Linked DNA regions of Homo sapiens: region 1 is linked to region 2. Evidence: chromatin loops called from intact Hi-C (ENCODE). Cell type or tissue: dorsolateral prefrontal cortex. All regions are shown on one strand.

The links. Hi-C counts contacts between places; a loop is a spot of excess contacts. Peaks named below come from ENCODE experiments on the same cell type or tissue, not always from the same donor. Only the 100,000 strongest peaks of a DNase experiment are listed, where the experiment ranks them.
Region 1: it touches region 2 in a loop (6-fold over the local background); 3 of 110 quality-filtered maps call a loop at or near these places.

Annotation. Positions count from the first base shown.
Region 1 is chr7:88,168,928-88,171,427 of GRCh38, forward strand. All of the region lies in intron 25 of ADAM22 (ADAM metallopeptidase domain 22), which reads left to right. Among named protein-coding and RNA genes, the nearest start is that of SRI-AS1, 46 kb to the right of the region's middle. In dorsolateral prefrontal cortex, CTCF peaks have their summits at 973 (motif pointing left) and 1,176; no DNase peak of the experiment used is centred here.
Region 2 is chr7:87,932,700-87,935,199 of GRCh38, forward strand. It overlaps ADAM22 (ADAM metallopeptidase domain 22), which reads left to right and starts at 1,552. Exons shown (of 32, transcript NM_001324418.2): 1 at 1,552-1,851; 2 at 2,327-2,487. The coding sequence starts at 1,767. RefSeq lists a silencer at 1,455-1,864 and an enhancer at 1,971-2,500. In dorsolateral prefrontal cortex, a CTCF peak has its summit at 1,512; DNase peaks (open chromatin) are centred at 1,402 and 2,282; H3K4me3 peaks cover 1,735 bases; H3K27ac peaks cover 1,862 bases.

The DNA of each region.
Region 1 (2,500 bases), 240 kb after region 2:
ACTCAAAGTTTTGGGAATTAGAATCAAAATTTTAGACATTTACCCCATGCCTTTTAATGGACTTGCCTTTGTTCCATAAGTTAATATATGTCAAACACTCAAAGTAGTACCTGGCCCACAGTAAGCACTATGTAATTGTTTGCTATTATTATCACTTAACATGGTCTTAAACCAATTGCACCAAAGGAAACATCTTTATAGTGTACATGGTAATTGCTTGTGAGGTCAAAACCATCAAAGAGTTTCTTTGGCTAAAAAGGGAGAGCAGTTAGTTTACTGGCAGGATAAGCTTTGTATGCTGCAAGCATTAATAATACAGGCATTTGTGGAAGACTATATATTAATGAGTAGCGCAGAGAGCATATTACAGTTTGGCAAAACATTACAGTTTGACATGGCATGTCATAGTGAAGGAGAGTACAGCACAGTAGTAAGCTTTTCCCTGATTAAATGAGCATCTAGCCCTGTACCATGTAGTCTTCCACAAATTCTTGTATCATTAATGCTTGTAGCATACAAAACTTATCCTGGCAGTAAACTAATTGCTCTCCCTTTTCAGCTAAATAAACTCTTTCATAATTTTGACCTCACAAGCAATTGCCATATATACTTACAAAAGTGTTACCTTTGGCGCAGTTGGCTTAAGACCATGTTAGGTGATAATAATAAGTTCATAGCAGATGCTTAAAACCTATGGGCCTCTTTGGTGTGCAGGTTACTGGGTGTATTTCACCTCAGCATAACATTTGGAGTTATCAAATCATATATCTGATAGGAAGGCTTCTCTTTTTGTCATTTGATTTCTCCTCACACCAGAAGCAAATTAGCTCTGTGTTGGAATCACACCATTTCTCCAAATTAATGCATGATTTAAGTAGTAATTGTCATCACAAGCATTATTGTGTTGAAGTAGCTCAGTTGTTTCATTTGGCTGTGTGAAAATGGAAAGAAAAAATTGTTCCTTCTGGAGTGTGTGATTTTCTGCCACCTAGTGATGGAAGTGGATATTTCATTTTTACAATCTTGGAAAAACCTACCTTTTAGAAACCTAAACGCTCATATTACTTATTAAATTATGTGTCTATTTGCCTTTATTGATTAGAATGAAAATCACTTTTTTTCTGCAGGTGACTTCTTATTTTTATGGCATTCTTTTGAGATCTGTTCATTCCTCAATATATACACTTTGCAACTTTAATAAGATCCACTTAGCTGGAAACTCATTTAAGTTGATTTTAGCTTAAGGAAAAAGACACACCTTGTGCATACTACAGTATCTTCTTTATAAATAACTAGCCCAAATAGCTAAAGTTTTAATGTTTCTAAAATTATTCAGAATATGTTTAGGAATATAGTGGGAATGTAGATATTTTAATAGAGGAATTAAATTCATGAATATGATGTTTTACTTATTCTATTTGCAATTTAAAACCCCATTTAGAACCTGAGAACTCATTTTCTCATTAGTTTGTCCAGTTAAACTTTCTACCCCTTCTCCAAGCCTTGGGGTGGAGAATAGCAGGAATTAAAAAAAAAAATAAAGTAGAATGCTCATTTGGAACCGTATGGCTCAGGAAATCAGATTGAAGGAATAAAAAGCAAAACATGTTGAATAGAAAAATACCAGGCTTATTTTTCCCCCATCTGATAGTTTCCAGGATGAAAAATAATAACAAATTGGCACCTTTGCCGTCATGTGCCCGTTATCAAACGTGATATGTATAATGTGGATGAAATAGACTGGCAAGTAAAGATGTTACCAATGAAATCCATATGAAAACATTATCCTTGATCTTAGAGGAAGCAGCCCAAAACTACTCACTTGCATGACCTTTCTAACGTGTCTCCAAAATATTAACACTTAATTATGTCAAGATAGAAAGTTAGCAGTGAACTCTTGAAAAGTCACTGGTACTGTACTACCACACCCTGTAGAGCAATTTTTTAATAAGATCCACTTAGTTGGAAACTCATTTAAGTCGATTTTAGCTTATGGTTAAATAAACACAGAGACTAAACATTGAACAAGTATTTCCAATGTGAAGCTTCAGCGAGTAAGTAGTAATCACTTAGGAGATCCTTAACAGTCACGAATTGACTCACTCCTATTTATCATACCTGATGAAATAAAATGTTCTGGTATTCATTTATATTCCCCTATTTGAAATTCTTAGGAATAACTATAGTTTGGGGTTTATATTCCATTAGGAATGAATTATAATTTTATTTCTGTAAAAAGTTATTTATATAAGTAACTTGATTCATTAATTTCATTAAGTCAATGTATGTTTGAAGACCTGTGTTTGAAATAAGATTTACTTTAGAGCAGTGATTGATGTTGAGAAAACAATTACTCTTTAATGACTGCAGCATATTTATGTTTTTAAAAGTGGACAATTGTTTGACAATATTGTCACTGACTCTTTGTTGCTTCTCCTGATGATGAGGTGACATTTTTGTGTGTGCATTCCCATTTTAATTCTGTAATTCAGAATCCTCT
Region 2 (2,500 bases):
TGATACATTGGACTTGGGGACTCAGGGGAAAGGGTGGGGGATGGTGAGGGATAACAGACTACACATTGGGTACAGTGTACACTGCTCGGGTGATGGGTACACCAAAATCTCAGAAATCACCACTAAAGAACTTATTCATGTAAACAAACACAACCTGTTCCCCAAAAGCGATTGAAATACAAAAATAAATAATAAACACTCGGAAAAAAAAAATAGCCTCAAGTAACTACTGGCTACAGTATTTGAAAGGCACACCTCTAAATCTTAATTTTTTTCCTTTCTAAAATGGGAGTAGGCATGTGCAGTGGCTCACATCTGCAATCCCAGCACTTTGTGAGGCCAAGGTGGAGCCCAAGAGTTCAAGAGCATCCTGATCATCATGGGGAGACTCTTGTCTCTACAAAAAGTAATAATAATAACAAAAAATAGCCAGGTGTGGTGTCACATGTCTGTGGTCCCAGCTATTTGGGAGGCTGAGGCAGGAGGATGGCTTGAGCCCAGGAGCTTGAGCTGCAGTGAGCCGTGTTCTCACCACTTGCACTCCAGTTGGGGCGACAGAGCAAGACCCTATCTCAAAAATACATACATACATACATACGTACATACATAAATATAAAATCAGAGTAATAGTTATAATCAAATTCTTGACCAAAGGATCAGATAATACATGTGAACTTTGAAAAACTAAAAAATACAAGTATTACTTTATGTAGATAACTATTTTATTATTGTTTTATACTCAAGAATTTCTATCATTTTGAATCAGAGGAAAATGGAATAAGCAGCCTGAGAAAACTGAGTTCCCCATATCTGGTAGAGTTTTGAGGCTGTCTGGCAATAAAGAACAAAAATATCCCGTAGAGTTAAGCTAAATCATCCCTCTATTACCTGCAGAGACCTTCCCTGGGAGGTCCTCTTTGACTCCCTGGACTGAATTAATGGTCCTCTAGGTATAACCATGACACTTTTCACACTGTATTGTAAAAAAAAGTGGTCTGTCTGCTCAACTTTACCCAAGAACAGGTGCCTCTGATCCCCGTGTCCTTCCGGTTGTCAACCGCTGGGTACATAGTATATCCTCAATCTGTATTTGTTGAATAATTCACTAGCACTGTATTCGTGAGGGTATGGTTCTCCGGATAACTTAAGTAACTACTAATCTGTGGTAAACAGAACAGCTCTTTAAGGACGATGCAGATGAATACTGGCTGCTGTAACGGCCCAGTTGGTGCATCTCGGATGCCAGGAGGCGGTCCAGTGCTGATCTCTTTCTTTTGCCCTTCCCTCCCGCCCTTCCAGTCTGTGGGATATAGAGGACCTCACAGTCACGAGGTCGCGACGGTCCGTGCCGTCGTGGAGACAAGCGGGACACGGAGAGAGAACTACATTTCCCAGCTGACTCTCCTGCGCGCGCCCTTGCCTGCGCGCGGGGGGCGAGTGCACCGGGCGCTCGCTCCCTGCCGAGCTCTTGTCGCCCGCCCGAGCCTTTGCCAGGGGATGAGGTGGGAGGCGCTAGAAACCACTTAGCTACAGCCAACCGCCCAATGCAGCACTCGCTCGCTCCCCCCGCCAGCGGAAGCGTCCGCGAAGCACAATGCAGCACTGAGCCGCGGTGGAGGTTGCAGCGCCACGGCCGCCGCAGCACCGGCCGGGGCTGGGTGGAGGTGGCCGCGGGGACCCCGGGGGCGCGGAGCGAGGGAAACGGACTCGGCGGCGCCGGCATGAGGAGCTGAGCGTCTCGGGCGAGGCGGGCTGACGGCAGCACCATGCAGGCGGCAGTGGCTGTGTCCGTGCCCTTCTTGCTGCTCTGTGTCCTGGGGACCTGCCCTCCGGCGCGCTGCGGCCAGGCAGGTAAGTTAGCCGTCCTCTGTGCCTTTGGGCCATACCATTTCCCGGGAATCTTTGGAGCCCTCAGGCGTATTGAAAAGGGGGCATCCCCATTTCCCGAGTGCGCGGGGAGATTTTTTTTTTTTTTTTTTTTAATTCGGGAGGGTGGTGAGAAGTGGAGCAAAAATATATGTGTGGAGGCGCGCAGATGCACTGGAAGCCTTCGGTCAAAGCCTGTTTTTCTCCTTCTGAAGAGGAATGGGGAGAATGGGAAAGGGGTGCCCTGCTTCTGGGCCCCGCTCCTGGTTGCTCTCGGATGAGCTGGTCCAAGGCTCTCGGGCTGGTGTCTCTGCGTCCTTCCCAGTTGGGTTCCGAGAGGGAGGGGGCGGTGGGGATTTTCGTAGGGGAGACGTAGGACTGCAGGATGGAGGAGTGAGGGTCAGGGTCATTATTTTCGCCTTTTCTCTCCACTCCCTCCTTTCCCGGTTCCTGCCTGGAGGAGACGCCTCATTGATGGAGCTAGAGAAGAGGAAGGAAAACCGCTTCGTGGAGCGCCAGAGCATCGTGCCACTGCGCCTCATCTACCGCTCGGGCGGCGAAGACGAAAGTCGGCACGACGCGCTCGACACGCGGGTGCGGGGCGACCTCGGTGGCCCGCAGGTGAGAGGCTCGG